Regions from separate parts of the Homo sapiens genome. Here all the other regions are linked to region 1. Evidence: chromatin loops called from intact Hi-C (ENCODE). Cell type or tissue: PC-9. All regions are shown on one strand.

Region 1 (8,000 bases):
GGTTGTTACAATTTCATCCATTGCCAAGGTGGCACCTTTCTCTCTGTCTCTCTTCATATGAAGTTTCCTCTCAGATCCCCAGTTGTTCAAAACCAAAGGGAACTTGATATCCCTGCTCTTGAAATGCAGGTGTCATGTCACGAGGAAGACAGTGGAGAGACCCATGTGAAGAGGAAGTGGCCCCCGGCCAGTGTCCAGTCTGAGCTCCCAGAAAGAGCCAGCACTAACTTGCCCACTATGTGAGTGAGCCATCCGGGATGCAGAACCATTCAGCCATCCCATCTGACCCTATGTGGACAGAGCCTCTACAGCTGGATACAGGACAGTCACAGCTCCCTTCACCCCCTGCTTTCTGTTTACTATTCATCTGGGTCAATAATGTTGGCTTATCTCTTGTTTATAATGAGGAAAAGACTCCAGTTGTTGCAAAATAGGTTCCCATCAAAAATGAACCCATTGTGCAGATGGTGAAGATCCAGAAACTACAAGACAGATGAAGCCAATCAAATATTCCGAATACTGACGACCACCTGGCCGACAGGCTTGGTTTCTGACAGGAGTACTTACAATCACTATAGGCAAGCAAAGCTCCAGTGTGAAGGCGGAAACTATATTGCAGCAGAGGCATGACTTAAAATACAGAGAAAATATGGCCCCTGGAATTTCTTTTTGCTAATTAATGAAAAAGACAAGATGTCAACTTTGTTAAGATGTAATTTAAATAGGATAAAGTGTCCAGCTTGAGTATACAGGTGGATGGGTTTGGACAAATGCATGTGTCGGTGTAACTATTGCTCCATTGAAAGTCTAGCACATTTCCATCTGCTCCGCTAGTTCCCTCTCGCCCTTCACAATGACCCACTAGTTCCCTCTCGCCCTTCACACCTGACTCCACAGGCAATGATCAGATTTCCTCACTTTCATAGATTGCCTTTGCCTGTTCTGGAACTCCATGTTATTGAGGTCAAACGCCACTTAACCTTTCGTGTCTGGCTTCTTTCAGGCAACACAATGCTTTTGAGGTCCAGCTATCGAGTACATTAGTGCTCTGCTGATTTCTTACTGACGAATTAAATTACATGCATGTATCTCAGCGTGTTAATTCAACTACCGATGGATTGGGTCATTTCTACCTTATGTGTATGTTTCATTATTATACATAAAGCTTTAAAAAATCAAAGTGACTAAATCATGGTGAGATCAGGAGTTCGAGACAAGTCCGGCCAACATAGTGAAACTCCGTCTCTACTAAAAATACAAAAATTAGCTGGGCATGGTGGCGGGTGCCTGTAATCCCAGCTACTGCGGAGGCTAAGGCAGGAGAATCACTTGAACCCGGGAGGCGGAGGTTACAGTGAGCTGAGATCACACCACTGCACTCCAGCCTGCGTAACAGAGCAAGATTCAGTCTCAAAAAAAAAAAAAAAAAAAAAAAAAAAAGAAAGTCATCTAGGGCATTTCTACAGTTACCTCCAGGATCTGTCCAGATACATTCAAATACAGTGTTGTGAGTTACAGAGATAGGGCTGGAGTCATTATGTACTGAGCCATAATTCCAGGTATTATGCATCTGTAATTTCTGACTTAATATCTTAATTAATCCTCCTTGTACTGCTGTGAGGTTCACAGTCACCCCCATGAAAACAGATGCAATCATTTCCTACATAGAACTGGGTTCCATTGCCATGTCTGGGATGGGGCCCACCTTTCCCAGTGTCCTGTCTGCAGGATCTCCAGACCCAACTCAGAACATTCCTTTCCATCTTCAAACAGTCTCTCTGATCCTTTTTAGAGGAAAGCATTCCAGAAGAGACTTCTGCATTTGAGGTTATCATTTCCTCACCTCTCATTATTCTTCACCCCACAGCAGCCTGGCTAGTCCGGCCAGTTGCTGATACAGTTATGATAAAGTCACCAGGGACCCATATGTTGCTCAGATAACTGAAGATACAATTGCTTTTTCAGCAGACCTCAATCTAGGTGACCGCTGCCTCCCTCATGGAAGCTCTGCTGCTACTCCTGTCTGTTCATTCACAGCCTTCTTTGTCCTTCTTTCTCCACTGGACAGCATAGAACTATTCTATAGCCCCAGAGCTTGACTAGAGGCCTTTCTTTTTGCACTCTCATTTAATACAGAGCTGAGGCCTGTGTCGTCCTTCTATCACCAAGAGCTGTGTGACTAGGCAAGTTGCTTCGCTAGGCTCCAGTTTCCTCGTTTGTTAAGCATTGATCACGATAGCACCAAACCCAAAGAATCATTGTGGAGAATAGATGAGTTCATAGCACTAAACACATCTATCAGTGTCTGGACTATGGTGACTGTCCAGTACTATCAGTCATTATCTCATCCTACTCCTTTGACAACGTAAATAAATTTAGGGAAGAGTGTTCTAAGCAGAGGGGGACAGAAAATGTCAGAGAAGCCCCTGAAGTTGAGGGTAGGGACTAGTGAAGTGTGTTTGAAGAAGGGAAAGAAAGTCGGCATGGCTGGAGAAGACACACAAGGGGAAGTGGTCGAAGCAGCCAGGTGGTCATGAACAGCCAGCACACACAGGGCCAGGTAGGAGAAGCGAGAGGTGAGGGCTTGGCATTTATTCTCAGTCCATTGGGATGTCATTTGTGGGTTTTTATTAGGGAAATGTTATGACCTTATTTAAGTTTTAAAATCACCACTTTGGATGCCTTGTGGCTTATGTTATAGGAGCCAGATTGGACACAGGGGGCGTGTTTGGAAGCTGTCCAGACTGATCCAGGCTACAGGAGGAGTGCAGGCAGAGAGAGGGAGACAGAGCCAGGGTGCAGTTCCACAATCCAGAAAAGGGACTGTGTACTGCACAAGCATTTACAGAAAGTGACAGGCCCAGTCTCAGGCACTGCAGGGCGGGGAGTGCGGCCTCCTGAAGCCAAGCAGGGACACAGGCTTGGAGGCCATCCTGTGCTGGATGCGGGGTTCAGGCATTTAAGGTGCTTGGAAGGCCGGGGCTGAATGGACTGTTTCATGTTTTGATAGCAATGCCTTGCCCACTTTGATTTTAGTGTGTGTGTGTGTATGTGTGTGTGTGTGTGTGTGTGAAATGCTACAAATGAACACCCAGAGGGGCAAAGCCAAGTGAGAGAACTGTCATTAAGAATCCAGCAAAACACTGATGTTCATTGTGCAAATTGACACATTCATTTGGAAGTCACTTTGCAGTCCCCATAGAAATGTTAAGTGTTCAGGCACTCAGAACCAGCACTTTCACCCTGAGGGACTCAGGCGAAATGATCACAGTGTGATCTCAAACTTGATGAAATACATGTGCACAGGAGGCAGGGCTAATTGGTTTGGAGGGCACTGAATTCTAGTGAACCTTAGCTTAATCCCCCGCAGCACTATGCTGTACCTGAATTGGCACCTCCTTATGTCGTGGAGGCTCAGTTTTCTTATCTGTAAAATGGGAACACTAATATGAATCATTCATAGGATTGCCGCACGAGTTCAATGAGGTTTTGCAAGACAACACTTTAGCAGGCCTGCAGTAGAATCCACCCATGTAGGCAGGGGCTGTGATGGGCCCCGTGGAATGCACAGTGCCTGGCCCAGGGCTCTGGACACAAGTGTGTAGACGGCTGCGGCTGCACCCTGCATCCCCCGCCTCCCAAGGTGACGCAGTCACTGTGAGAGCAAAACCAGCCACTTCCCTTAGAAGCCCTGAGCCTCCTTTATGGTCACCTCTCAGGTGTGCATAAAGCACACCTGAGTTTCTGGAACCTCTGCCTCTTCCTTGCTGGTGGAATACCTCCTCGCAGAGGCCTGGGCTCTGCATCCTGAGAGATCACTGGAGGGGCTGGATGAGAAGAACCAAAAGTGCAGAAAAATGCAGTCCCAATGGAGGGACTCTGTTCAAAAGAAAATGAGAGATGGGCACACAAACACTCCTCCTTAAGCCAGGGTTAAGCCAGGGTTTCCCTGGGCGGTGCCACACCCCACAGAAATCCTGCGTGCCAAGTGCATGCATGGCCCGCTGAGCAGGCTGCTGCCTCTCTGTGCTTGCCCTGCAGGGGGAGCTGGTGTGTAACACAGCGCTCTGCCTCATGGCTCATCTTCCTTTGCCTCATTTGCATTTGTCCTCATCTTTGCTATCCTACGCATGCAGCTCAGGGATCAAGCAGCAGCTTTGTGGATCCTCACCTGGGCTCTTCCTGGAGAACCCTGTGTTGGGTGCACAGTATCAGGAGATGGTAGGATTGCATAGGCACTTGTGGAATGATGGAGTGGAATCTCAGGTGTGACTATGAGAGGCATCAGTGATAAGGTGAGTGTGAGATGGGGGTGGGGAGTGGGAGAGGGGGAAGAGACCGCCTAGCCATGATCACAGCACAAATACCCTGAGGCTGGAATGGATGGAGATCAGCACAGGTGTGAGCCAAGCTTGATGCTGGAAAACAAAACGAGGGAAGGAAGGCAAACCCAGTGATGGGATCCTTGAAACACGAGGCTTAGGTCCTCCAGGTACTAGAACGAAGAGAATCAGAGTTCAGGAAGACAGACAGAGGCTTCATGTAGATGAATACACTGGGAATGGTGGAGTCGAGAAAACAGAAGAGGAGCTCTTGAGGGAGTGCCGAGGAGTGAGGGGTGGAGAGGGCCCTGAGTGTGGCCATCGGAACATAGTTTTCCGTAGACGCCCCAACACTGTTCCCGAGCACTGTCTCCCCATGAACCCTCCCACAGAGGTTTGCCTCGTCCCCCCAGTTACTAGCTGTTGACTAGACACATCTCTAGGATGGGTGTGGCTCTCTTCTGGAGACCCTGGGGGATCCAGAGAAATAAGGGCTGGGGTCCCAACCCCCAGTTTCCCAGGATACTCAAGGGAAAGGAGACTACTTACCGGCATGATGTCTTTTGGGGCTGCCTCAAAGCATCCTGTACTGATGCACTGAGGGGGGCCACAGAATTGTCTAGCCTCTGGGAGTCTGAGGTTTTCCCCAGAAGACATGGTTGGATGAGGGAGGTTTGGTGGGAGGTGACAGCTTCAGATAGCCTGGGCCTTCTTCAGCTTTCCTAGTGTCCTGTTTGCAGGATCTCCAGACCCAACTCAGAACATTCTGCGTACAGAAACCTCAGCTTAGAGAGGGTAAGGCATGTGAGAACCAGAGCAGCTACACTGGACAACCCATTAATGAGCTGCCTCATTGCGGCAGCCACATACACACCAGATCAGCCACACTGGACAACCCATTAATGAGCAGCCACATTGGAGCAGCCCCATACACATCAGAGCAGCCACACTGGACAACTCATTAATAACATGTGTGTGTATAACGTGTGTGTGTGTGTGTGCACATGGGAAGAGAGTATATATATACACACACACACATACTGTCATTAATGGGTTGTGTGTATGTGTGTGTATATATATGTGTGTGTGTGTACACACATACATATCTATCTATATCTGTATACAGATATAGCATAAGTTCTGGTCTGAGTCTGAGGCCTGGGCATGTGGAGTACCAACATCTCAGAGTAGAAGGTGGATGTCCCAACTCAAACAGAAAGAACAAGCCTGCCCTTCCTCCACCCTTTTGTTCTATTTGGACCCTTAGTGAATTGGAGGATGCCTGCACACATTGATGAGGGTCATCTTTATGCAACCCACTGATTCAAATAATATTTTCTTCTAGAAACACACTCACAGACATATGCAGGAATAGTATTTTACTGGCTATCTGGGCATTCCTTAGCCCAGTCAAGTTGACACATGGAAGCAGCTAGCATGGTGAGAGCACGTTGGGTGCTGGCATTTACTTTCCATTGCAGTACAGTGTGACACTCAAGCTGTCTCCTGTTTACTGATACTGATTGGTCAGGGGGGTTCAGTAATAGCCAAATTGATCCAGTGATTGAAAAGTCATCATCTGCTATTAATGGTTTAACAAACCCTAATGACCTATGGATATATATATATATATATATATATATATATATATATATCTTTATATATATATCTTTATATATATATATCTTTATATATATATATCTTTATATATATTTATATATATTATTATATATATCTTTATATATATCTTTATATATCTTTTTATATATCTATATATCTTTATATTTTATATATTTATTAAATAATAAATATATATTAATAATAATATATAATATATATAATATATTATTATATATATTATATATAATAATAATATTATATATATTAAATATATAAATATACATATATATATTTGCCAGAGATTTAAAAGTAATGGTTTTCTAAAATTCCTTCATAATTTTAGGCAGAATTTGTCTTTAAAAAAATGCCTGGCCAACTCTTTGGCTATGCTGAAGTATAGCTCATGCAGAAAATATGAGATAAGCACATTTTTTTTTTGAGACAGAGTCTTGCTCTGTTGCCCAGGCTGAAGTGCAGTGGTGCATTCTCAGCTCACTGCAACCTCCACCTCCTCGGTTCAAGCAATTCTCCTGCCTCAGCCTCCTGAGTAGCTGGGATTACAGGTGTGCGCCACCATGCCAGGCTAATTTTTGTATTTTTATTAGAGACGGGGTTTCACCGTGTTTGTCAAGCTGGTCTCAAACTCCTGACCTCAGGTGATCCATCTGCCTCAGACTCCCAAAGTGCTGGGATTACAGGCATGAGCCACCGTGCCCAGCCAAACACGTGTTTTTTACACCTTACTACTAGCTTCTGGAATAATAGGTTTGTTTCTTAACATCCTCTAAAGGCTTTGAGGAAGTAACAAGCTTGGTGTGTTTGAGGGACGAAGGGGAGCCTGCTGCAGATCCAAGTTGAAGAAGCAGAAGGATGGCAGTTAGATAAAAAGCAGGGTCTTGATCTCCATCTTAGAATATTTTGATTATAAAACCGAGATTGTTTTCATGACCTCAATTGACCAGGAGAGTGTCCACTATCTAATAGTTTGGAAAAGGTCATCAAATCTTCTGGGGTTTTTATACAGAAACAGTGAGAAAATGCTCAATTCATAAATTTGAAAGAGGCAGGGAGAGACGAAGTAACATTATGTTTTGATCCCATGCTACAGTTTGATATAATTTGATAGTCAGTGTACCAGATGTGCTTGGATTTGGGAGGAGCTAGAAGACACTGCATCATGAACAAAGTTACAATTGCAAAACTATGATCACTGTTTCCTCTTCTGTCCCACCTGCTACCAGAGTCCCCTCCCAGTGGGGCTGCGGCCATGCTGAGCTGAGCTCTGTCTTCTCTGTGGATTCACAGTCCCAGGCTCGTGACCACGAAGAGGACCTGGTGAGGGTCAGAGATGGGGACTCACTGAGCCAGGTGCTTCTTCACCCACCTCACTTCAGGTGCGCTTTGGAGCAGGTAGGACAGGTGCCCTCAACTTTATTATTTTACACGTGGAGAAATAAAGCAGGTAGGGTCATGCAACAGCACTGTGAGCTGGAGGAAGATCTGGACCCCTCTGGCCACAGGGGCACTGTTGCTCACTTCAGTACTCAAAAGGGGATGGTTCCTGGCTGCCCTTGGTGGAGGAGAGTGACCCTGTGATGCTGTATGGTTGAGGACGATAGATAGTTCAGCATCACTGGCTATGCCATTCATGAAATGCTTTAGCTGGAGTAAGTATGCAAATTTTTTTTAAAACCCTCAAACTCCCTAGAGTTGAGAGTCTTCCCACGCACCTCCAAAACTCTTGTGAAAAACCACCAATTTCACCCCAACAAGGAGAGAGAAGAGGCCCTGGGATTGGGAGAGAGAGTTGTGATATTTCAGCAGGTCCTGAATCCACAGAGTCAACCACTGCCCTGCACTCATGCATTTTCATCCCATCGATGCTGTTAGATGCAGTCCATTTAGCGTGACATCACAAGATGGAGGAAGAAAAGCCCAGAGAGCTCATTATCAGGAGCTGTCTAGGAAGGTGTGGGAACAAGTTCTGAATTAATTAAACTTTCACTTGAATAATGAACGCATGCTATTTTATTGCTGAGCTGCTCCAAGATAAGCAAG
Region 2 (8,000 bases), 170 kb after region 1:
CTGCAGCCAATGGCTCTTGGTGGGTCTGGTTCTCTGGATGAACATGCAGTAACTAATTTATTATTCCAGGAAATCCACTTCCCACCTTTGTTTCAGAAGCACAAATATTCTTTATTGTACTGTGTCGGGGTGCTGCAGTGGCTGTTGATGCTAACTTTTGCTTACTTGCAAATAAGTTTGTGTATGTTTTGTGCACACCAGGCATTTGAAGATTCAACCCTGTCACTAAAAGACAGCTTTTATTTTAACCCTGTTGTGAGCCTTTCAGGCCTTAGGTGCACAGAGGGTTTACCTGGAGGAAGTCATGGGGAAGGAGCTGGCCCCAGCTCTGAGGGCTCCTGTTTTTGTAGGTTCCTCACCAGCCTCCAGGGTTACAGCCTGAAGCCTGCCTGGCATCCTAGAGAGGCATAAACGCCTATAATGCCTCTCTAGTGGGCTCCTCTTAGACTCGGGGAAGATCTCGTTTCATGATGCTTGAGGAATCTCAGTTTTCCCTTGCTCTGTAATGAAGGCTTGGAAATGTTTCCTATTACATCACAAATCCCCGCTCTTCCTTAGTGAGCCTTTGATTCCTGAAGTAGCTCTTATGTGCCTGAAACCATGGAATGTCTTCTCATGCGACAATTAGAGAGAAAGGCTAGCATTTGTTTACTCTTTGTGCATGTAATTGTATTGCCAACCTTTCCTTAGAGTTGTATCTTGTTAATATTTTGTCAGTTGAATTTTGGCATCGTTCTCAGGTTTTGGCAGAATTGGAATAGTCATTAGCTAGCTGTCCCCATTCAAATAAGACTGCAGAAAAAGGAAGGAACAAATGTGAGTAAATCAAAGAGCTTTTCCTTTTCCCTGATTTTGTTGATTGCAATTCCCATATCTTGGTTCAGCTATCTCATTAGTGGATTCTGATGAAATTATTGAAGAAATTGAAGAGCTTTTGATACTCCTATACAGACCAATGAAAACAAGTCATTTGTAAGTAGTTTCTCAACACAGATTGCTGGATCCTTTAAAATCTGTGTTTCTCTTGCTCAGAGAGGAAACTGAGATCATCCCTCTCATTGTCATCAAGATAGAGCAGGCAGAGGGTGCCACCGACTCATCTGGGTGCCTTGACTGAAGTCCCAGAGGCCCCTCAGCCTCAGCGCACGTGCAGACCTGCAAGATTTCTCAGGGGGTTATTTCCTGATAGAACATCTTTCTCTTTCCAAGGCATTTCTTTGACTTATTCATAAATTTAACAGGTATCTACTGACTTCTGTCTGTGGCTTGGCCTTGTGCCCATCCCAGGGGTTAGAGTCAAAAGTCAGCCTCTATGCAGCCCTCATGGAAGTCAAAGTCCAGTGTAGGAGCTGGACGAGTCAAGGGTGGTGGCCTCTACTCCTTTTTTTGTATGGGGATGTTTTGCAAAAACAGCTGCTTTCAACATGTGCCCTGCCCAGAGAGCACCTGCACCATCTCATGCCAGTCCTAGGCAGGTAGCCTCTTTCTTGCATCTTCTATCTTCTCCCTCTACAACTCATCACCAACCTGGATGGAAGGGAGGGGAGACAAAGCAGGAGAAAAGAAGCCCCCTCTCTTCTCCCACAGCGTGTCCAGAGGGATAAGAGAGAGTCTGGGTATGCAGGTTGCTAACCCAGGATGGCTTATTTAAACAGTAAGCAAGAACATACACAAAAACAAACAAAATGAAAACTTTCATTGGACTTCTGTTGAAAATCCAGGAGACTATTATGTCTCAGAAGCCCACATTTCTATGGGGTGACCACTGGCTGGAGCTGTCGCCCCCTTAGACAGATCAGTTCCTCCTCCTGTCACTGCAGCCCACTCTGCTGCTCTGGGTTCTGTCATGAGCTGGATTGTGTGTGCTCATAATACGTATGTTCAACTTCTCACCTTCAGGACCTCAGAATATAACTGTATTTGAAGAGAGGGTCTTTAGAGAAGTGGTAATTTAATAAAAATGAGGTTGTTATGGCAGGTCCTAATCCAATCTGACTGGTGCCTTTATAAGAAATGGAGATTAGGCCAGACACGGTGGCTCACACCTGTAACCCTAGCAGTTTGGGAGGCTGAGGCCAGCGGATCACCTGAGGTCAGGAGTTTGAGACCAGCCTGGCCAATGTGGTGAAACCCCTATCTCTACTAAAAAAAAAAAAAAAAAGTAGCTGGATGTGATGACAGGTGCCTGTGAACTCTGGAAGCTGAGGCAGGAGAATCACTTGAACCTGGGAGGCGGAGATTGTAGTGAGCCAAGATTGCACCACTGCACATCAGACCGAGCAACAGAGTGAGACTCCATCACAAAAAACAAAAAAAGAAAAGAAAAGAAAAAGAAAAAAGAAAAAAAAAGGAGATTAGGATACAGACACTGAGTAGACTATGTGGGGACACAGGGAGAAGACGGCCACCTACAAGCCAAGGAGAGAGGCCTCAGAAGAAAGTCACCCTACAGACACCTTGATCTCAGACTTCCAGCCTCCAGAACTGTGAGGAAATGCATTTATGCTGTTTAAGCCACCCAGTCTGTGGAGCTTTGTTATGTCAGTTTGAGCAAATTAATATAAATTTCCATTGCTATGCCTCTTCCTTTTGACCCATGTATCTGATCTTCCTGGAGATTGTAGGCCATTTGGATGTGTGATTTTGATTTGAACTCATTTTTCATAGGTTTAATATACAAAGTTTTGCAATATGCAAGTGTAGTAGGGCTCCTAAAAATGTCCATAGGCTAGTCCCTGGAGCTGTTGAACATGTTATTTTGTAAAAGGGACTTTGCAGATGTGATTCAGTGCCTTGAATTGGGAGATCACCCAGGATTATCTGTGTGAGTCCTGTGTAATCATGTTTTCTAATAAGGAGAAGGACTGAGGGTCAGAGTCAGAGGAGAGGTGACCACAATAGCAGAGGTTAGAGTGTCAGGAGTGCTGGCAGAGGGACCTAAGGAAAGGACTGCAGGTGGCCTCTGGAAACTGGAAAACACAGCCAGGAGTACGCTCTCCCCTGGAGCCTCCGACAGGAACACAGAGCCAGGAGTAGATGCTCCCCTGGAGCCTCCAACAGGAACACAGCCCTGCTGATAGCTTGATTTCAGCCACACAGACTAATTTCTAGACTCTGACCTCTAAAAGTATAAGACAGCAAACTGATATTGTTTTAAGCCACCTTGCTTATTCATTTGTGAATATGGGCATCACTGACTCATCCCACTGGGATGTACACTGCCCAAGGCAGGAATCTTGCCTATCTTGTTTCATGCTGTGTCTGTGGCACCTAGAACAGTGCCTAGCACACACAATTACAAAAACAAAACAAAACAAAAACACAAAGTGCTCAGTAAAGTCCTGCTAAGCAAATGACTCATCCACATTTCCCAGCCATGGAGGAGTAGAGATGACACGCCCATCAGGCCATTCCACTCACTGGGAAACCCCCATGACTTGCACCTTTGCCTGAGGTTGGATGCAGAACCCTGTGGGCAGGAAGATAGACCGATGCTGTTGAGTGAATGATGATTAACTGAGTTCCATGTTTATGCATTTACAACACAGCAGGCTCTAAGTTAAGCATCTCTCATTTACTTCTCAGGACAGTCCTACAATACAGGTACTTTGATCATCCCCAGAGTGCCTAGGAGACAGGCTCACCAGTGAGGAGTGATGCAGCCCAGGACTCACAGTGGTGAGTAATATTCAAAATGCAAGCTGTTGCCTGCATATGGTCTGTGTGTGTCTCCATGACCGTGTTGTATATGGCAGCTGCTGTGGGGTAGAAACCCCCTAGTGGTTTTGGTGTCCTGAGAGCTGAGTTTAATATTCTACATCACTGCTGTGATACAGAGTCTGATTCCATTTTTAATGGTTGGCCCCTGACCCCTTTCAAGCCCCCACCCTCACCTGTCCTGGTAAGAAAGTCCAGCATCGCCTCCCTCAGCACTGTAGGGAGTTGAGCCATGCAAGCCAGGACTTGTGCACTGGAGCCCACCCCAGCCTGCCTCCCATTAGCAATCAGAGGCAAGGCTGCCCTCCCTCTATCCCCCACCCTCTATCCCCCACCCTCTATCCCCCTCCCTCTATCCCCTCCCTCTATCCCCTCCCTCTATCCCCCACCCTCTATCCCCCTCCCTCTATCCCCCACCCTCTATCCCCCACCCTCTATCCCCCACCCTCTATCCCCCCTCCCTCTATCCCCCACCCTCTGTCCCCCCCTCTATCCCCCACCCTCTATCCCCCACGCTCTATCCCCCTACCTCTATCACCCACCCTCTATCCCCCTCCCTCTATCCCCTCCCTCTATCCCCCTCCCTTTATCCCCCACCCTCTATCCCCCCTCCATCCCCCACCCTCTATCCCCCTCCCTCTATCCCCTACCCTCTATCCCCAACGCTCTATCCCCCTACCTCTATCCCCCTCCCTCTATCCCCCACCCTCTATCCCCCACCCTCTATCCCCACCCTCTATCCCCTCCATCCCCCACCCTCTATCCCCCTCCCTCTATCCCCCACCCTCTATCCCCCCTCCCTCTGTCCCCCCCTCTATCCCCTCCCTCTATCCCCCACCTTCTATCCCCCACCCTCTATCCCCCACCCTCTATCCCCCCACCCTCTATCTGCCACCCTCTATCCCCCTCCCTCTATCCTCCACCCTCTATCCTCCATGCTCTATCCCCCACCCTCTATCCCCCTCCCTCTATCCCCCACCCTCTATCCCCCTCCCTCTATCCCCCACCCTCTATCCCCCACCCTCTATCCCCCTCCCTCTATCCCCCACCCTCTATCCCCCTCCCTCTATCCCCCCACCCTCTATCCCCTCCCTCTATCCCCCACCCTCTATCCCCCTCCCTCTATCCCCCACCCTCTATCCCCCACCCTCTATCCCCCTTCCCTCTATCCCCCACCCTCTGTCCCCCCCTCTATCCCCCACCCTCTATCCCCCACACTCTATCCCCCTACCTCTATCCCCCACCCTCTATCCCCCTCCCTCTATCCCCTCCCTCTATCCCCCTCCCTCTATCCCCCACCCTCTATCCCCCTCCCTCTATCCCCTCCCTCTATCCCCCACCCTTTATCCCCTCCCTCTATCCCCCTCCATCCCCCACCCTCTATCCCCCTCCCTCTATCCCCCACCCTCTATCCCCCACCCTCTATCCCCCACCCTCTGTCCCCCCCTCTATCCCCCACCCTCTATCCCCCATGCTCTATCCCCCTACCTCTATCCCCCACCCTCTATCCCCCTCCCTCTATCCCCTCCCTCTATCCCCCACCCTTTATCCCCTCCCTCTATCCCCCTCCATCCCCCACCCTCTATCCCCCACCCTCTATCCCCCCTCCATCCCCCACCCTCTATCCCCCTCCCTCTATCCCCCTCCCTCTATCCCCTACCCTCTATCCCCAACGCTCTATCCCCCTACCTCTATCCCCCTCCCTCTATCCCCCACCCTCTATCCCCCTCCCTCTGTCCCCCCCTCTATCCCCTCCCTCTATCCCCCACCCTCTATCCCCCATGCTCTATCCCACACCCTCTATCCCCCCACCCTCTATCTGCCACCCTCTATCCCCCTCCCTCTATCCTCCACCCTCTATCCTCCATGCTCTATCCCCCACCCTCTATCCCCCTCCCTCTATCCCCCACCCTCTATCCCCCTCCCTCTATCCCCCACCCTCTATCCCCCTCCCTCTATCCCCCCACCCTCTATCCCCCTCCCTCTATCCCCCACCCTCTATCCTCCTCCCTCTATCCCCCTCCCTCTATCCCCCACCCTTTATCCCCCATGCTCTATCCCCCTACCTCTATCCCCCACCATCTATCCCCCTCCCTCTATCCCCCACCCTCTATCCCCCTCCACCCCCCACCCTCTATTCCCCTCCCTCTATCCCCCACCCTCTATCCCCCACCCTCTGCTCCACTCAAGCCATGGGCTCCATTGGTACTAGGAACAATCCTGCTGTCCCCAAAAGTCCCAGTTGTGACTAATAAACTGTTACATACATTTTATGTGCATTTTTGGATCAACAATCTCAACACTGGTCTCAGCATCCTAACCAATGTGTGGAGGGACTGGGGACAGGTAGGTCTTCCCTCCACCAGAAAACCACAAGTCAACTACTTAATATCTGAGTTACCTTGCAACGAGTGTCTCTAACCACACCTTACTTTCCTGGATCGTAAAATGGTGAGAATGAAATTCCCTACCACAGAAGCTCACAGGGAAAAACCCTCTTTGAAGCATTGCATATAGGGTATGTACTAGTGATGCTAATAGTGACGGCAGAGAAGAAACTCATATTTAGAATTTTATTTTTTTACTCCATGAAGCCATGGGAAACAGATGAGAACAATTTGGGCTCTTGCTAAATGAGGATGAAAAAGAACTAACTGTCCTGACATGTCACCATGGCTATGGTTATTTAGGTCCAGTCCTCACTGAAGGACTGATGAGTTATGCTGAACCTCCTTGAGGGCAGACAATCTACATAAATTACCTGGAATTATTCTACACAAGAGACTTGTTTCTTCTCTTCTATTGATTGATTTAAGCATTTATGTCAAGATGTCTCATGAATATTTTCTTTGTACTTTGGGTTACCCAAAAGTATTTTATTTATTTTGTTGCATGAATTTGTCTAGCACTGGCTGCTGAGAACGCTTTCAGTTTGTACCTTTGCATACCCCCAACAATGATTTTTTTTTTCTTTTGAGCACTTCCTTACGTTCTGGCACAACAAGATGCTCCAGCCTCATTTTACATATTCTCTGTCTCAGTCCTAGAATCAGTCATTTTCCCAGGAAACTGTGGTTCTTTTCATGGGAGAATGGTATTAAAAATCAACATCTGGATTCTGGGTAGGCTTGCTTCTAAATAGGTAGACCTTCTTTTCCTATAATGGAGTTACATCACACACGCATTGCATCAATTATGTGTGTGTGTGTGTGTTTGAAAAAGAGAGAGAGAGATCAGACAGTGCTGTGTATTGCTCTACTAAAGTAGCTCATGTGAGATGTACAGCAAATGCTTCCTCAACTTGTCAAGCCATTATAAAATAACTTATATATTAGTTTTCTATACTGTCTAAGATCTTACCGTAAATTTGGAGGCTTACAATTTATGAGCTCGTGGTTCTGGGGGCCAGAAGTCCAGGCAGACATGACGAGGTTCTCTGTTCAGTCTCACAAGGCCGACATCTAGGTATTGACCTGATGGGGCTCTTTTAATCTTTTTTTTTTTATTTTAAGTTTTCTCAGTCATCTCTGTGTCTCTCTCTGGTAATGGTCCAGGACTTATGTCTATGTATTATGTGACAGCTTAGACAGTGCTGAGGATTCAGTCTTTGCCCTGATGAGAAAGCATATACCTCCTGGGCTTTCTTGCAGTCATTTCTTGCCCATTTTTCTTATGAAAAATATTTGGCTGCTCCAGTCACTGCACTTGATGAGATTAAAGTCTGTAGCTGTCTCAGGCGCAACTAGCTAAAAACACATCATGACATCTTTCTCCAAAGCCATTTTTAGAACAAATTATTGAAGCCTTGGCACCCCTCCATGACATTCCCTGGGAAAGACAGCAGGACTCTGTTTCTGTCCTGGGACATACCAGGTAAAGGCTCAGGATTGTTGAGGGAAGATAGAAGGCTGAAAGCGGGACCCTTCTCAGCGACACACACTCCCATATTTCCGTGTCTTATTTCCCTTTTAACTGCCCTTCCTTTGTGAAGCAATAAAGACCCCCTGGTCTTAATGGAATGAGAGAAGGATAACCTTATGGGCTTTAGTGCCACAAAATGCATTAGTTGTCATGTCAAAATGAAATCCCCTATAATGAGCAGAGAGAAACCCAGAAGTGAATATTGATGTGATGTATAGGCAAGGAAGGCTTCTGTATCATACAAGCTAAAGAATAAACCATAAAAAATAACTTAGCTACAAAACAGTTTAAAATATCTGTTTATCACATTAGACCAAAATCAAAACTAAAATTTAAATGACATGTTGGGAAAACTATTTTCA
Region 3 (8,000 bases), 360 kb after region 1:
ATCCAAGACCTTTCAACTATGTCTTATTTGAAAGCAACTGTGGATTTCCAGATCCTCTAATTCTGGGAAGTGTGTGATTCTTCTTCTATGGTAGCCGTAGATGTCCACTTGCTGATTAGCTGGTGACAAGAGCTGGGCAGGCAAGACTGTGGAGACTTAAATAGTGCTTAAGTAATGAAGACTGCAGAGCAAATTTTCTTTCTCCAAAAAAAAGTTGCTTCATTGCATACATAAAATCCTTTCTCCTGGAAATGAGAAAAACAGGTGGCTGCAATTTATATGAGTTACATTGTGACCTCATTTTTGTAATTTACACTTTTTCTTCCTTAATGATAGCTTTTTTTTTTAAAACAGAACTGCTGATGGGTACTTATGTGGCATGATGGGTATTTATATGGCACGATTTTTCTGTGTCCATCTTCTTTTTTGCACTACTTTGAAAAGTTTTAATAAGAAATGTAAGCACTATCTACTGGAACCATAATGAACAAAGAACTAATGCACTTATTTTTGCTTAAAAAATGTAAATCCAAGTAGAGCACTTGTGGAAATCATGAACAAGAACCTTGTGACTCTACATGTTGGTTTTTTACAATTTTTGTCTGTCGAGTCCTGAGTTCTCATTACAGTATAAGATTCTTTTGCCCTATCAAAGGACATAAAATTCAGAAACTCTAAATAAAATAAAGACAAGTTAAGTGGTTCCTACTGGAGGCAGTTAATGCAAAATTAGATGAGTCGATAAAACTGAGTAATTATGATGAGAGTTGGTTTGTTTAATTTACTTTATTTTTTTGAGTAGTTTTAGGTTCATAGAAAAATTGAGAGGAAGATGGATGCTTTTTTGTATGTCCCCTACCCCCAACACATGCACAGATTACCCCATTTCTAACATCCCTCACCAGAGTGGTTCGTTTGTTAGAGTTGACAAACCTACATTGACACATCATTATCACCCAGCGTGCACAGTTGATGTTAGAGTTCACTCTTGGTGTTGCACATTTTATGGGTTTGGACAAATTTAAAATGACACGCCTTCATAGAGTGTCATGCACAATAGTTTTACTGCCCTAAAATTATCTATATTCTGCTTATTCACCCCTCTCACCCCCAATTCCTGGAAACCACTGAAGTTTTTACTGTCTTCACAGTTTTACCTTCTCCAGAACGTCGTATAATTGAAGTCACACAGTATGTAGCCACCTTTTCAGACTGGCTTCCTTAACTTAATAGTATGTTTCTAAGGCTCTTCCACATATTTTCATGGTTTAATAGTTCATTTCTTTTCAGCACTGATTAATATTGCCTGGTCAGGCTATACCACAGTTTATTTATCCATTCACTCACTAAATGGCATCTTGATTGATTCTAAATATTGACAATTATGAATAAAGCTGCTATAAACATCCATGTGCAGGTTTTTATGTGGAAATAAGTTTCCAGCTTTTTTGGGTAAATACCAAGGAGCATGATTGCTGGATTGTATAGTAAGAGTATGCTTAGTTTTCTAAGAGGCCCCAAACTCTCTTCCAAATAGAGTGTACCATTTGGCATTACCATGAATAACAAGAGGATTTGTTGCTTTACCTTCTCACTAGCATTTGGTTTTATCAGTGTTCTGGATATTGACAGTTCTAATAGCTGTGTAATAGATCTCTTTGTTGTTTTAATTTGCATTTCCCTGATGACATATGATGTAAAGGATCTTTTCTTATGCTCATTCCCCATCCATGTATTTTCTTTGGTGAGGTGTCTGTTATAGTCTTTGTCCCATTATTGTTGGAGAAAATTGCTTTTTTTGGTAACTTAATTTTCCATTATTATATTTTATCATACTTTTTCTTCTCTAGTTTTATTGATGTGCCTAAGTATCCTTGGCAACAAGTGTTCTGTAAAGGTCATAAGGACAAGATAAGGGTAAAATGAGAGCTTTATTAGCAGTTTTGTACTCATCAGTGGCTCATGCCTCCCTTCTCAGCATGTAACTCTTCATTTTGCACTGAGCAGTTTTGCACAGTTGTCAGTTTTAAGGTAGTTACATGAGCCAACACAGACATAACCAGCTTCACCACCATTATCACTGGAAGCAATTCTTTATTTTTATTTTTCCAACATTTATTTTAAGTTCAGGGGTACATGTGCAGGATGTGCAGGTTTGTTACATGGAGGTGTGCCATGGTGGTTTACTGCAGAGATCATTGCATCACCTAGGTATTAAGCCCAGCACCCATTCCTTCCTTATGAACTCTTTTTCTTCTGAGTTCTAACAGCCATCCTGGCTAAGACATCATAAAACATCAGACAAAGGAGACGCCGACTCCAGCAATAAAACACTTCCTGACAGTATTGAACACATTAATACACACCCAAACACACACACACACAAACACATACACATAGACACACACAAATACACATACATATATACATACACACAAATATATGTATATGCATCTACACACACGTACTTATATAAACACAGAGATATATACACATGCATGCACATATACATGTGTGCATTCACACACGTGCATTCACATGCATATATACACACATGCATACATATATACACATAATTATATATGTGCATACATATATACACATAAATAAATATACACATGCATACATACACACATACACAAGTGCACATACATATACATGTACACATATACACACAGATATACACACAGATATACACAATACACATACCTATATACACACAGTGCACATACCTATAGACAGACACATATGTGTACAAATGTTTACACACATACATGTATATACACATACCCATGCATATATATAAACACACATGTATACATACATATATACGCACTATATATAAATATAAACATACATACAAAATGTATACATACAAGTGTATATACACATACATATAGGCATATACATTTATGTAAGCATACAATACATACATACATATGTTATTTCTATACACATGCTATATGTACTCAATTATATAAGTACACATGTATGTATTTTCTCTACTTCCTTTGGATATTCTAAGAACAATATTGATCCACTCATCCATCACATATTTCCTGGGGGCTATCTATAAGCTGGCCATTTTGACAGATTGCATGATATGTTAGAAAAAAGGCAAAAACCTGCTCCTTCTGCCCCTTATATTCACTAGTGATTTAGTGCCACTGAACCTGAATGGACACGAGAGGAGCACGAAGCAGATGATGAGGGCTGTGAGATGGAAAGGAGAGATGCTCTTACTAACGATTGTGATTAATAATTGTTGACAGATAATGACAGTACTCATGATGATAATGATTGTTATTATCACCTGGAAGATTATTCAGCAAATAGTCCTTCTCCTCTCTGCTATTACAGGGGACAAAAGTGCTTTCTTTCCTAGTGATGTTGGGCATGGCCATAGACTGACTTTCGGCAGTGGGATGTGGGCAGAGGCAGCAGAGTGCCTCGTAAAAAAATATGTGACACGTCTGCCAGCCTCTTATGCTCCAGTGCTCCAGAAGGGATCTGAATGCAGGCTGTCATGGGCACCATCTTAGTATGTTTATTAAGCCCTTCCATGTGGGTCAGGAGGCTTAATAAACATACTAAGATGGTTATTTTGTAGGTTCTTGTGGTGAGAGAGCAACATTTCGTAAGGCCTCTTATTCTTCCAACCTGCCCTTCTCCATCTGCATGGAGACTGGGGAGAAGAATCCAGGAAATTTCCTTTTCTGACATCCCTGCAGCTCAGCAAGGCCCCTTGATGATGTGGCATTTGCTTATGATCTTGGGGGAAAGTCCATTTATCAGAGGTTATTAACCAGGAGTGCACTTTAATCAATCACAAATATTTATCTGCCACACACAGAGGACAGAGTAGCTAACTGACAGAAGAGTGTCTTGTCTCTATGGCACTTTTAATCTATAGGAGAGCATTTTCAAAACCCAAATGCCTGACTGTAGACTTTCTGTTTTGGTGGGTATGAATTTGACACTGTGCTTTTAAAAAATGACAACTGCCACAAAGCTTCTCATCACATTTTGATGGGCAGAAAACTGCTGAGCCCAAGTTATAAGTAACAGGTTTGCTTATTGGTAATAATAAAAATTATACATATTAAAAAATGTTGTCCCGCATATAATTCCTTCTTTTCAAATTATTCATAGAGGCAGGAGGCAGAGAAATTCTAGGCAGACGGGGGTGGATCCCCAGTGAAACCACGCCTTCAAGCCAAAAATACAAATAAAAAATCAGCCTGGAACCGCTGGCCCAACGTGAGATCTTCTATTCTTGTTTGCCCGCTCTCTCCCGATTGGTTCTTTCTGAATCACACCTTTTTACCAATCAAATGTAGCCTTTTCCAAAATTACCTACAGCCTGCCCCAATCCCATCCTGTGCCTAGGAAGACCCCAGACTCAGTCAGTAGTGGGAGAGATGGCTGGACCTGGAGAGAGATGGCCGGACCTTGAAGGAGATGGCGGGACTTCGGGGAAGATAACCTGCCCTTCCCATCCTCTCTCCAGCTCTCCTCTCTGCTGAGAGCAGTTTTCATTGCTCAGTTAAATTCTCCACTTTCACTATCCTTCAGTTGTCTGTGTGACCTCATTCTTCTTGAATGCAAGACAAGAGTTTGGGACTCACCAAGTGTGGGTACCCAAAAAGGCTGTCACACTGGCTCATTGCCCTCCCCGGCAGAGGACAGCTGACTCATGCAATGAGGCAAGGAGCCAACTGAGCTGCCAACACGCTGCCATCCAGAAACGGCAGAACTAAAAGAGCACCGTAACACCTCCTCTTGGGCTTCAGGGCCACAGGCATCCCCACCTAGGTGCCACCACAGGCCCTGCAGGACCAGCCAGCTGGACCCTGCACTTGCTCGCTCACGTGCTGCCTCCTGCAAGGGGGTGAGTGTGGCAGGCCAGCTAAACCACACATCCCTGTCACGGGTCCAGCAAAAAGGCCGAAGATATTTTTGTATTATTATGACCACCTGCTAAAACTGAAAGTTGCAGAATTCACTATGAAATGGTGAGTGATAAAGTTCTCATTTACGTGGATATGTTTTTTTGTTTCGTTTTTAATGAGACAGTCTCACTCTACCACCAAGGCTGCAGGGCAGTGGCACCACCATAGCTCACTATAGCTTTGACCTCCCTGGGCTCAGGTGATCCTCCTGGCTCAGCCTCCTTAGTGACCAGGACCACAGGTGTGCATCACCTCACCCACCTAATTTTTGCGTTTTTCATAAAGACAGGAGTCTCTCTATGTTGTCCAGGCTAGTCTCGAACTCCTGGGCTCAAGTGATCCATCCACCTTGGCCTCCCAGAGTGCTGACATTATAGGCATGAGCCACTACATCCAGCCTAGGTGGAATCATAATAATAGTTTTCTCCTACTAGGACATTTGATTATTTTCTTTAATATTCATTACCTAATGCCTACTAGACTTTCTGGTACAGAGAAAATAGTTAATATATATTTTTAAATAATTAAATTCGAAGTTAGCACCTACTCTAATTATTAGGATGGTGCAAAAGTAATTGTGGTTTTTGCAGTAATCTATAATTCGTTCATTCAGCAAGTATTTGTTGAGCACCGAAGCCCACTTAATACTGTGCACAAATACACTGTTCCCATCTTCTTGTGAGAACAGGAGATTGTCTGATTGGACTCCTTAGGTGCAAGCGTGTGGATGTTTGAGGTGGTAAAACTGGAAGCATTCTGTGCTTGCACTTGGCTTTTTACCTTTCTTCTTCTCTGCACTGTGGATCTGACAGCTTGTCTTAAGATTCACTCTTTATCATCCTGATTCCCTGAGTATCTCCGGGAACAGAGTCTCCTAACCCCATTAGTTCATGTTCGTCATTGAACATGATTGAAAATACTCTCTTGTTATTACAAGCCGCTGGTAATTTGATTTTGTTTAGCATAACCTGATCCACCCTGACTGACACAAGCCCCACTCTCTGTTAAATACTGTATTAGATGCACTAAACACACAAAGAACAAAACAGTCTCTACACTCAACGTACAGAAAAACCTAGTAAGTTGGCAGATGGATGGAGTGGCTACCCTCTTGCAAATATGAAATATGCAACACAGTATTGTTACCTGTAGTCACATCGTTTTACATTAGATGTCCAGAACCTATTCATCTTTCCGCAGTGAAACTTTGTACCCCCTGACTGAACCCTTACTGTCCCCTTCTCCCCACATCCTGGCAACCATCATTCTACTCTTTGCTTTTATGGGCTGGACTATTTAAATTCCACAGAGGAGTGAGTTCATGCACTATTTGTCTTTCTGTGTCTGGTTAATTTCACTCAGCATACGTCCTCCTGGTTCATCTATGTTGTTACAAGTGGCAGAATTTCCTTCTTTTTACAGGTTAATAGTATTCCCCTGTGTGGACACACCCACACAGACACACACACACACACACACACACACACAATGTTTTATTCATTCATCCATTGACAGAAATTTATAGTGTTTCTATTATAAAGATAATTATATTTCTATATGTTTATATTACCTATATTATATTGTTTATATATCTTGGCTATTTGTAAACAATGCACAAGTGACAGTGGGAGTGCAGCTGCGTCTTCAACATACTCATTTCATCCCTTTGGATACATACTTAGAGGTGGGATTGCTGGATCATAATGTGGTTTTTATACAGTGGATACCACCAGATGCTTGAGCTAACTCTTTTGAGTGCATGTTTTTGGTTTTTTGTTTGTTGTTTGTTTTTGTTTTTGTTTTTGTTTTGAGCAGGAGTCTTGCTCTGTCGCCCGGCCTGGAGTGCAGTGGCACGATCTCGGCTCACTGCAAGCTCTGCCCCCCTGGTTCACGCCATTCTCCTGCCTCAGCCTCCTGAGTAACTGGGACTGCAGGCGCCCGCCACCACGCCCAGCTAATTTTTTGTATTCTTTTTTTTTTCAGTAGAGACGGTGTTTCACCGTGTTAACCAGGATGGTCTCAATCTCCTGACCTCCTGATCTGCCCACCTCGGCCTCCCAAAATGCTGGGTTTACAGGCGTGAGCCACCGCGCCCGGCCGAGTGCATGTTTTTTTAAACAGGGTCTTTCTTTGTCACCCAGGCTGTAGTGCAGTGGTACACTCATAGCCTCAATCTCCCAGGCTCAAGCAGTTCTCCCACGTTAGCCTCTCAAGTAACCGGAACTAAAGGTATAGGCCATCATGCCTGGCTAATTTTTGTATTTTTTGTAGAGGCAGGATCCCCCTATGTTGCCCAGGCTGGTCTTGAACTCCTGGCCTCAAGAGATTCTCCTTCCTCAACTTCCTAAACTGCTGGGATTACAGACATGAGTCTCCTCGCCTGGCCTTTGAATGCATTTTTAAGGAGTGAATAATACAATTGTTATTTAATATCAACTTGTAATCTAAAGACAGTTTTGTAAGTGTAACAGATTATTGATTTGTATTTGCAAATTTTGTTTTTGGGTAAGAAATTGGGATATTAAACTTGACGACTTGACTCTAATGTAGATATTACACAAATACTTCTGACTTTGTTTTTCCTTTAAGGAATATAGAGCTTAAGTAAAATACTTATCTGAAAGTTATCACGTGGTTTTAGTTAAGCAAATAACTGTTTTTGTTCTTATTTTTAACAAAATAATCACATGTGGTAGCAGACAGGCTATTCCATTTCCTTGTTACACATTCTTTTATAAAGAGGGATTTCCAGCATTTAAAAGATGCTATATTGTCTTCAAAATAGCCTCTGAATTCCAATAACATTTTCCTGAATTTAGAGAAACAACCATTATTAATTTAGAAAACAAATTAAATTTTGCATTAACAATCACAATTTTTAAAAAAGCTATGGAGTATATAAGAGTGTGTGTATAGATGTAGAATGCAGATTTTATTCATGAAATAGCTTCTTTGCGTCTTTTAAAATAGAACATTTGACATGCGTGTCTGACTTTTGGGAATAAACTCAGAAAACACATCAGCTGCTCTTCTGCTCATGCAGTTTAA

What was found. Peaks named below come from ENCODE experiments on the same cell type or tissue, not always from the same donor. Only the 100,000 strongest peaks of a DNase experiment are listed, where the experiment ranks them.
Region 2: it touches region 1 in a loop (5-fold over the local background); 13 of 110 quality-filtered maps call a loop at or near these places.
Region 3: it touches region 1 in a loop (5-fold over the local background); 7 of 110 quality-filtered maps call a loop at or near these places.

The regions. Positions count from the first base shown.
Region 1 is chr12:127,289,753-127,297,752 of GRCh38, reverse strand. It overlaps LOC124903050 (a long non-coding RNA gene), which reads left to right. Exons shown (of 3, transcript XR_007063523.1): 2 at 7,184-7,336. Among named protein-coding and RNA genes, the nearest start is that of LINC02376, 9.5 kb to the right of the region's middle. In PC-9, a CTCF peak has its summit at 4,045 (motif pointing right); no DNase peak of the experiment used is centred here; H3K27me3 peaks cover 126 bases.
Region 2 is chr12:127,121,417-127,129,416 of GRCh38, reverse strand. The region is part of intron 2 of LOC107984449; the gene reads right to left. Among named protein-coding and RNA genes, the nearest start is that of LINC02405, 65 kb to the right of the region's middle. RefSeq lists enhancers at 3,477-3,546, 2,412-3,611. In PC-9, no CTCF peak of the experiment used is centred here; a DNase peak (open chromatin) is centred at 3,296; H3K4me3 peaks cover 610 bases; H3K27ac peaks cover 4,422 bases.
Region 3 is chr12:126,933,435-126,941,434 of GRCh38, reverse strand. The region is part of intron 4 of LINC02405 (long intergenic non-protein coding RNA 2405); the gene reads left to right. Among named protein-coding and RNA genes, the nearest start is that of LINC02372, 63 kb to the right of the region's middle. In PC-9, no CTCF peak of the experiment used is centred here; a DNase peak (open chromatin) is centred at 4,694.